Linked DNA regions of Homo sapiens: region 1 is linked to region 2. The links are chromatin loops, found by intact Hi-C in ENCODE. Cell type or tissue: Panc1. All regions are shown on one strand.

Evidence for each region. Hi-C counts contacts between places; a loop is a spot of excess contacts. Peaks named below come from ENCODE experiments on the same cell type or tissue, not always from the same donor. Only the 100,000 strongest peaks of a DNase experiment are listed, where the experiment ranks them.
Region 1: it touches region 2 in a loop (8-fold over the local background); 16 of 110 quality-filtered maps call a loop at or near these places.

What each region holds. Positions count from the first base shown.
Region 1 is chrX:74,284,993-74,289,992 of GRCh38, forward strand. The region is part of intron 1 of FTX (FTX transcript, XIST regulator); the gene reads right to left. It overlaps MIR545 (microRNA 545), which reads right to left and starts at 2,217; the gene lies at 2,112-2,217. It overlaps MIR374A (microRNA 374a), which reads right to left and starts at 2,365; the gene lies at 2,294-2,365. LOC124905199 (a long non-coding RNA gene) reads right to left here. Exons shown (of 2, transcript XR_007068266.1): 2 at 2,873-5,000. In Panc1, no CTCF peak of the experiment used is centred here; no DNase peak of the experiment used is centred here; H3K4me3 peaks cover 473 bases; H3K27ac peaks cover 2,887 bases.
Region 2 is chrX:74,532,941-74,537,940 of GRCh38, forward strand. SLC16A2 (solute carrier family 16 member 2) reads left to right here. Exons shown (of 6, transcript NM_006517.5): 6 at 1-976. Among named protein-coding and RNA genes, the nearest start is that of RLIM, 79 kb to the right of the region's middle. In Panc1, CTCF peaks have their summits at 2,553 and 2,758; no DNase peak of the experiment used is centred here; H3K4me3 peaks cover 1,972 bases; H3K27ac peaks cover 805 bases.

The DNA of each region.
Region 1 (5,000 bases), 250 kb before region 2:
ATGATGGGTCAGATACAGATGACATTAACACAGAAGACAGACAGATTTTTAAAACCTATTCAACAAAGATGAGTTACTGTGATAACACAAACAGTCCTGAATCTTATAGTAACATTTCAGTCACAGGCGCATATACAATGGTGGTCCCATAAGATAATAACACCACGTTTTTACTGTACCTTTTCTATGTTAGATATGTTTGGATATACAAATACTTACCACTGTATTCCAAATGCCTACAGTATTCAATACAGCAACATGCTGTACAGGTTTGTAGCCTAGGAGGAATAGGCTATACCATATAGCCTAGGTGTGTAGTAAGCTATACCATCTAGGTTTGTATAAGTACACTCCCCTATGATGTTCACACAACAACAAAATGACTTAATGATCCATTACTCAGAACATATCCTGTCTTTAAGCAACACATGACTGTATAGTTAAATGTTAATTATAAAATCTAGGTGTTGGGTACATGGCTTTTCACCGTACAATTCTTTCAACTTTTCTGTATGTATGTTTGACAACTTTCACAATACAATTTTGGGAAAAATCCAGCAAGCAGCTTTAAAAATATGGCTGTAAGACCTTTCCTTCTATTATATTTTATTCCTAGGATGATCCTATCCAACGAGATGAACCTATTCAGTGTTTCCTCCATTTTGTTTTAGATTTAGCTTTCTCAAATATGACTTTGAGCTCTCCGACTTTTTAATGAAGTGAAATGAATCAACATGTATTCATAGGCAGGTTACCAAGATAGTACATGTAAAGTTGGGGAGGCACAAGGGGAGGGGCTCTAAGCTCTTGGAAGTCTAGGCTCACTATCTGTATACATCTAAATAAATGAGTATTTCAGACACCCCACTTCTTCATTTAAAAATTAGTGTTAGGGACCCTCTAAACATTTGCCTCAGCTTACCTTTCTGCCTTATCTCACATTAAGTCCTTATTTCCCATATTCTCATTGCAAAGAACTGTGTAGGAAGGAGGGGGGCAAGGACGAAGGCACCAAAGCATGCTATGTCCACGTGCTTCAAGTTTGAATATAATAAAAGGTATTTCTAGAGTAGAGGTTCAAAGCTTGATGTTGAAGGGCAGGGTATAACTGACTGACTGCAGGACCCTGGGGGAGGTCTTATAATCTTCTACTTTAAAACATGTCTTAGCTGGCTTATCTGTAAAAGAGGAAAAAGACTTGTCACAAGCAATGACAAATGAAGTAAATAAATATGAATTTCTGGTCTGGTGAATGGAATGAGAAATGAAACCATCACTGTCGAGTGATGATCCAGAGTGGGCACAGATCTTTTTCTACAAAGGCTTTGTGGGCCACAATGTCTCCAATATATTTAATGGCAAAAACAGCAACTACTTTTGCACCAACCTAATAGCTACTTAATTGTGCCACTGGGCCGCAAAAGCGGCCCCAGGTAAAACATCGATGAATGAACATGGCTGTGTTCCAATATAGAATGGTATTTACAAAAACAGGTAGCCCATGGGCAATAAAGTTTGCCCACCCTTGGTTTAGAATATGGAGTCTGGTTGGGTGCAGTGGCTCACACCTGTAATCCCAGCACTCTGGGAGGCTGAGGGAGGTAGATCGCTTGAGTCCAGGAGTTCAAGAACAGCCTGGGCACCATAACGAGACCCCTTCTCTACGAAAAATACAAACATTAGCCAGGGGTGGTGGCACACACCTATAGTCCTAACTCAGAATGCTGAGGTGGAAGATCACCTGAGCCTAGGAGTTCGAGGCTGCAGTGACCCGTGTTCGCACCATTGCACTCCAGCCTGGGCAACAGAGTGAGAACCTGTCCCTTAAAAAAAAAAAAAAAAGAAAGAAAAATGCAAAGTCCTATCTAAGAATACTATTTGGATGATTACCTGGGCCCTGAGGATGAGGCCCCAATCTAACAGTTATCACTCAAGTCCCACCAAGAAAGCAAGTGTCAGCAATAGCAACAGTTGCAACATCTGTAAATATCAAGGACTGAAATCCAAACACAAAAATGGCATTGTCTCATGAGAAACTCTTAGGAAGATATATACAGAAATATCAAATTTCTGACCACATGCTTTTTGAAGAAACAGCTGACAATCCAGAGCCTGTGGAGCTCACTTTAGCAGGCACACAATAAATGTTTGCTGATGAGTCATTCATTTATTCATCTAATAAACATTTACTGAGGCCTACTAATGTGCCAGGCTGGGCTCTGGAGATGAAGACACCTTCCTTGCCCTCAAGGAGCTCACAGTCTAACTGATAACAGGAAGAGAGACAGGCATATACACAGACAATTACAATACAATCTGATAAGTGCTATAACACTTATCAGGTTGTATTATAATGGCCGATGTAAAATTTCTTCCCAGGGGGTGCTGCTCCAGGCTGCTGCTGGCTGTAACATCAAGAGAGGTGAGGAACAAATTATAGAAATCAAAGGTTAAATGCTTTTCGGTTATTTCAAATATTCAGGCTTTCCCTAACCCGTGGCCATAGACGGAATTGGGAACTAGACACTGGCATGATGTAAAATGGGACTTCCATGCACAGACTTCCAATAAAGGAACTTCTCAATCCCCTCCTCTAAAATATGAGCTTTTTTTTTTCCTTTTTGCTTATACTCCTCTTAACCTCCCCACCCTACTACCCACATGAGCCTGGTTTAATATCTACAGCTAGCAAAATGCTGAAAAATGGGAGCTTACAACTAACTGGATTAACCCAGTGTAACCGGATAGCAAAAAGCAGTAAGTAATAGCTCATTTGGCACTTCTAAATCCAATAATCCTCATCCTTCACTGGAAAAAAAAAGTTAGAATGTTATTAAATACAAAATAGATAATATACAGATCAGAGTAGGAATAAGTTAGAAAAGTTTATTTAATAAACATAATTAAACAGATTCTCTAAACTAGAAATAACATTCAGTTTCAGGAAACCAGAATTAGACCCCTCCAAGACCTTTGAGAATATCTAATTCACCTATGTATTATAAACAAGAAAAATGAAACAGAGAGATAACACACTCTGCCCACTCCCTTTTCAAAATCATGTGAGTGATAGTAACAGACTCCTTGAGGCAAGATTATTACTGTAATAGTTATTTGGTTCAGATGGTTTTATACAAAGATAAGATGGCATTTTTCTGTGCCTCATACCTTTCTTAATAATACCTAGGTTTTTACTGGCTTTTTTGTCTCTGACCAGCAAATAGGGCTGATAACATCAGCAAGTTGTTGACAGTTATACTGAGATCACTGTTTTGGGACCCAATGTCTCTATGAGGCTGTTATTTAATAAGCTTAACATACTATTTTCCCCTAAAGTTATTTCACTGCTCTTGCCTATACACTGTTCCTTTCTGCCAATTAGCCCACTCCTGGTGCCTTCTCACATGCTAGCGTGTTCCTATTAGCATTTCACATCCCCAAAGCATTTAACAGTATGTATAAATGTGGACACTTCAATATTGCCCATATCCTCCCTCAGACCACTCAGAAATATTTAAAATAAGACCAGTCCCTGAATGGATGGGGGAGAAGGGACCGCTGTTTTGTTTCTTGTCTAAATTAGTTTCTCATTAGGGACAAAATGTTGCCCTGTCTTCTCCCCATGCCCAGAGCCAGGAAGCACCACTGTTGTACAGTACTCAAAAGTGCTTTCCTTTTAGATAAAAAGAAATGGATTTCTGTTTAAAGGTCAGACAAGGCTGGGTAAGGTGGCTTATGCCTGTAATCCCAGCACTTTGGGAGGCGGAGGCAGAAAGATTGCTTGAGCCCAGGAGTTCGAGACCAGCCTGGGCAAGACCTCCACTCTAAAAATAAAAACAAAAATAAGATAGAGGTCAGACAAATGTTATCTCAAAATGGCTACCAAGAACCAGACATGTATCCACACAGCAGTTATATTTGGAATTGCAAACATTTCTTCAGACTCAATGGCAACAAATATTACTGGGAGCATATCTGCAACAAACGACATTTGCAACTTACAAATAACATTCAGGCACAAATTGAATAATTCACAAAAGGAAATAAGAGCTAGTAATTAAGATCTAAAAGTCCAGCCTCACTAATAATCAGAGAACTGTATCACAAAACAAAGATATCGGCCAGGTATGGTGGCTCACCCCTGTAATCCCAGCATTTTGGGAAGCCGGGGTGGGAAAATCACTTGAGCCCAGGAGTTCAAGACAAGCCTGAGCAACATGGCAAAACTCCATCTCTACAAAAAAATTTAAAAATTAGCTGGACATGGTGGCACACACCTGTACTCCCGCTACTCAGGAGGCTGAGGTAGGAGGATCTCTGGAGCCCTGGAAGTTGAGGCTTCAGTGAGCCATGATCACGCCACTGTACTCCAGCCTAGGCGACAGGGGGAGAGCCTGTCTCAGAAAAAAACAAAAACAAAAAAACCCCACAGAGATATCATTCATTCATTTACATATGGAGTCAGCAAAAAAAAAAAAAGCAAAAACATTTTTTATAAGTACCTAAATGACTGGGTACAAAAACTGACATTAATTTTTTGAAAAGTAAATATGCCAATTCTTTATAATGTTCAAATCTTTTGACAAATAACTAATTCTAGAAGTCTCTTCGATAAACAACCCAAAATAAATAATAAAAACCAAATGAAAAGATATTCATTACATAATTTAAAATACTGAAAATCTGTAAAATACTTCCATACAACAGAACATCATGAAACAATGACAATTACAAAGAATGTTTAACATGGACATGCGCATGTTATAATGTTAAAAACAAAACACAATATAAAATAGTACACATATATTATCAACTGCAAAGAAAAATGCAGAGAATGAAGTGAATAAATGTATTAACAATAGTTATCTCTGGGTGGTAAAATCATGGATGTTTTTTCTCCCATGCTTGATAGTTACCCTCAGGCAAAGTTACAATATTTACCAAATTTCTAGACTGAGGGAGCTATTCAAATTTAAACAATAGAATAAAAATCACAAAAT
Region 2 (5,000 bases):
CCCTGGCTAGGGGCAGAGGGCACTGCCAGGCTGTGTTCAGTTAGCACAGCTCACCTCATTAGGAGCTCAGCCTCTCTCCTCACTCTGCCTCTTTGTGTCTCTTTTTCTCCTCTCTGAGCCTTTGTCTATTGTGTTCCTGTCACCCACCCTTTCATCATCTTTTTGCCAGGCATTCCTGGCTGTCACTTGGAGCCAACAGTAACTTGCCACCTTAAGGCAGGGTCATCCCCGGGCCAGGAGGATGAGGTTGTCCTGAGGGGCTCCAAAGAAGACAATAGTTCCCACTCATGATTTTCCGTTACAAACAGGCAGCTGGGGCATGGTTGGCCTCCAATGATTTCATTCAAGGCCAAAGTCCTGAGCCCCCTCCGCTGGTCCCAGTCCAGCTCTTATCAACTCCCCAAAGGAAAACCCACTGGTTCTTAGCTCTGTGGGTAGGAAGGGGCCCTAGAAAGGGCCTAGTTACTATCCTGTCAGTTCTAACAGTAGTGGAACAGGAGAATCTGGGCCCTAGGAGCCCTGTAACTCCCAGGAGAGACCACTGAAAATACTGGAGCAACAATGCCCCTGCTTCCATTTCTCCCCACCTCACTCTCACCAAGTCACCAGAGGGTGGTTCTGTAGGACCTCTTTTGTTGCTTAAGATGCAGATGGCTCTTAAGAATCAGGCAGTCGCCCACTTCTCTCCAGATGAAGGGAAGACATTCATAGGTCCCAAATCTGCCCATTCAGATGTCACATAATATGGTGGGATATCAATTTACTTCTTCCACACATGTGGTTGTGCACATGTGAGCTTGTGTGCTTTTGGAGAGAATGTTGATTGGCAAAAGCAGCACAGTATTAATATTTAGAGTAGGATGCAGCCTCTTATGCACCACAGTTAAATCTAGAACGAACAAAATTTCAGAGCTCAAGACATGGGACATTTAAATCCTCAAGGAGTTTGGAACAAAATAAACAGATCTAAAAATTTGGTTTGGGTATGTATGTTGCCTACAAGGAAGAAATAGTCTTAACCTGATTAATAGCAGAAAGTTTGACTTCAGAGCTGAAGTCTCCTTTCAAATCAAATTTCTGCCAGGTTCTATGCTCTCTGTGAGAGCAGACATTAGAAAAAGAGCTATATAGGGGTTTGGAGTTGGTTGACTATTTGAGATTGGATTTTTAAACAAGCTCTGAAGTGGAAAAGTGGTTACTTCACAAAATGAGAATGTGGTTACTTGCTGAGTTGGAATGGAGGCCCCACCAAGGCCACAGCCTTGCTACAAATGTGCCATATTGAAAACTGGCATTAATAATAATCCAATTCAGCTCTCCTTCCCTCTCCCTTATGTTATTGATGGGGAACCTAAAGGGACTTATATGGCTGGCTGACACAGCCTGGCAGTGACAGAGCCTGGAATTAAGGATGATGCAGGAGACAGACCTATAAGAATGACAAAGCTGAGAGTAACCTTAGAGTCTCCCTTGTCCATCCTGTGCATTGAATTTAAGTGGAGAGACTGAGGCCTAGAGGTAGGAAGAGACTGCAGTAGGTTCACACAGTTCATCAGTGACAGAGCAAGATGAGACTTGAACTCATGTCATTGACTTCCAGTACAGTTTACACCCCTGGTTTTACAGATGAAGAAACTGGCCCTAGGAGGGATAAATGACTTGCCCACTTCATTCAACAACTGTGTACCAAACCCATTTCCATAAGTGTGTCAGCAGGACCAGCTCTGAGCAAAAATGAAAGTTTAGCAAAGTTTAACTTTTAGCATACCCCATGTCTTCATGATTACTCTCACCCGCAACTGACACATACTTTTGGTATTCTGTCTCCCAGTCACTCCAGACCATGCAATCTTGGCTTGGAGACCTGGTTTCACCTACTGTCCCTCCACCCCCAGCAACTCAAGAGGTACAAAAAAAATCCATCTCCAAATGGCCACATACTGGGCAGGGCAGGGGCAAAGAGAAGTGACTGGTTTCCGGTTGGAAGAAGGTGGTTTACCACCCAGCTCTTGGCTATTGTTTCTCCTCAGACTCAGTGTAGACACCCTCAGGCTGGCTTCCTCATCTCCTCCCACTGAGGCTAATTACTCTGTCCCATTGCAGGGCCCCAGGCTCTCCCACCTAAGGTCTGCCCCGCTCCCCTAGCCCCTTCCCCAGCAGCCCCAAGGGTCCAGTCTGTGTTTGATCACCCAGGATTATTAGATTTCAAAGCTGTGGAATCCCATAATTTTTACGAGCATATGCTCTCCTCTAGGGTCTTTTCACGTCTGAAAAGGCGGCCAGCAGCTCCCTGCCACTTCTCCACAGTAGCAGTGCAGGCCAGCTGACAAGGATTACAAATCCCTAGTGTCTCATAGCTGGCGCCTAGATAGTGTGGGTGACGGGTAGAATAAGAGCCCTTGAAGCAAGTTCAGAAATTCTAATAAGCTGAAATGCAGCAGAGACTGCAGAGGCACAAGGAAAGGGATTAGATACCCAAATCCTGCAGGGGTTCAGGAGGCTATGCTTCAAAGCCCCTTTGATTCCTGCCTTTCAGCTCTCTCTAGCGGTCACCAAGCGCAAAGTTCTATGCCTGGTTTTCAAGTCATTTAAGCAGTCTTTTCTAGAGACCTGCTGCGTGTCAGACACTCTGCTAGAATCCGGGAACTTCAGGAATGAAAGGAACATAAGTAGAAAAAAACCAGAAGAACACAAAGAGTTTGTACTACCTAACTTCCAAGATACCCTTTTCTTCTCTGGGCGCCAGTACCCAGAGAGTACCGACCTTAGCGCCAAAATTCGGTCCTCTCTGAGGCAGATCAGGAGCCACCACGCCCCCAGTGAAATGGAGGCGGCAGGAATCCCACCCCCAACCCCTCTTCCTCTCCCCACGACTATCCTCCCGGGGGCGAGAGTCGCCCGGAAGAACTACCCGCGCCTCGGCATTGGTTTCCTGCTGAGCCCCAGCCGGATAAAATTAGTCGATTGCTCACACTAACAAGTGTCAGAGTCCGCGTCCAGCTGAGTGGGTGGGGAGAGCAGTACTGGGCCGGGCCGCATTCCCGCCCGGGCCTGTCAGAGCAGCGGACAGACAGCACCTGTCGTGGGCCTCCTCGTTCCCTCACTCCTGCCAGAGCCTGTGGCCCCCCCGCGGAGACCGGGGACTACACTTGGGAGCATCTTTCCCCAACTCTCGTCACCGCAGAGACCGCGCCGAGCCCACCTGCCAAATGTTAATACACTGGAATGCCAGGGGAGGGGAAAAGAAGGTTGCACTTCTACTCTCCTTTCCCACCACACACCCACCCTTCACTGACCTCGCCACGACTGGGCCCTGGCATCCGGGCCTGGGGGTGCTAATCGACACTATTTCCCGCCAGGTCCCCATGCCCACTCCACACTCTGGGACTGCCTGGGGGTGGATTTGGCCCTGGCGGTCGCTCCTGGTCCTGCCGCTGGCCTCCGGCCACCTTGGGCGGGGACGCGGAGAGTGGGGTTGGCTCCTCCCCCGCCGCGGGTCTCCATCCATTTCCCCATTTGGGAGGGGTAATAACCCGGGAGCCGCGCCACGGAAATGCATCTTCCCCTGCTATTCAGACGGGAATCCGCCCACCCATGACAACCGCCCTTCCCGCCTAGGGAAAGGGGGCGGGAAGACCTAGCCTCGGGCCCTGCCAACTGCCAGCAAGCCAGACGGATAGACAGCAGCTGCTGCGTGTCCGAGCTCAGCTCCTCCTCGATCCCCCGCCCTCTACCTCCCTGCTCGCTCCACCGACACCAGGGGCCGTAGCGGCGACGGCGCCCCACCCCCAGCGCTCGGTCCGGAGCCCTCGAGGTGATCCGGGCTGGGCCTGTCGAGGATCTTTTACAATCGGCGGCCCCCTATTCTCTCCCGACCGGCCTCGTCCCTAGCGTCCCAAGAGCGGGATCAGGCGGCTGCTAGCGAAAGACCTACAGGAGCCCAGACTCGAGGCCCGCCAGGATGCGGAGACTGAGGGCGGGTTCGGCCGCCAGGAAGCGCTCCCGCCCGGGGCAGCAATCCTCCTCCGCCCTCCTCTGCAACCTCCAACCCGGGAGGGCCCTACGGGGCCTCCTCCTCCACACAGTGGGTCAGCCCAGTGGGGCTGCTTTCTGCCAAAGACTTGGCCCACCCTTCAAGCGCCCCTTCCCCCAGTCTCCATAAAAACTCTTTCAGAACTCCGGGGAATCAACCATGCTGGTGGGAGCTCCCAGCTCAGGCCTACTCCCCCATCTCACAGTTCCCGATCACACAGGGGAGCACGCGGGATTTCCTAGGCTTGAGAACCCTCCTCCAAGCCTGGACGGAGCCTCAAGAGTGGTGAGAAGGACCAGATTGACTCGAAGAGCCGCCCTCCTCAGTTTGCTCCTCTCCTACACTCCTCTACCCTAGTCTCCACCGACCTGCTTCCTTCTGCGCTTGCCTAGTGGGGGGTGAAGGAGAGGACAACTACCTTCACTTCTCCCCCCAACTTTCACATACACCCTCCGTCCCTTAAGGTGGAGTCTCCTGGGAGGCGGGCAGCCTCGCAGATCCTTCTGCCTTAAGGCCTTGCAAAGGCAGAGTTTCCTCCTGTCAGTCTGGGGTCTTCCAGCTCCCTGCCGCATTTGCCACCTCCTCCCACACTCCTTTCATCCTTCCCCGCAGCATATCTGGACATAGACCACCCCTCGACCCCGCAAAAAACAAAACAAAACAAAACAAAACAAAGCCTTGAGAAATCTCCAAACACCTGTGCGTGGACGAATTACAGTTCACAGTTGCTCCTATATCCCTCATCACAATTGGCCCTCCCCCCAACCGTGGGAGGCAACTGCTCTTAAGCCGGGTTATAGTTGGGGGAATTGAGGACCGGGGGGAACTGAATGTGGGTTTTGAACGCTTCTGCAAGGCCCTTTCCACCCCACTTCACAGAAAGTAGGGAAGTGAGCAAATCTCTCATTTTCCCTGACTTCAGAAAGCCTGCTTGCTGCTCCTGGAGTCAGCACCTGCTCCTCCCTTG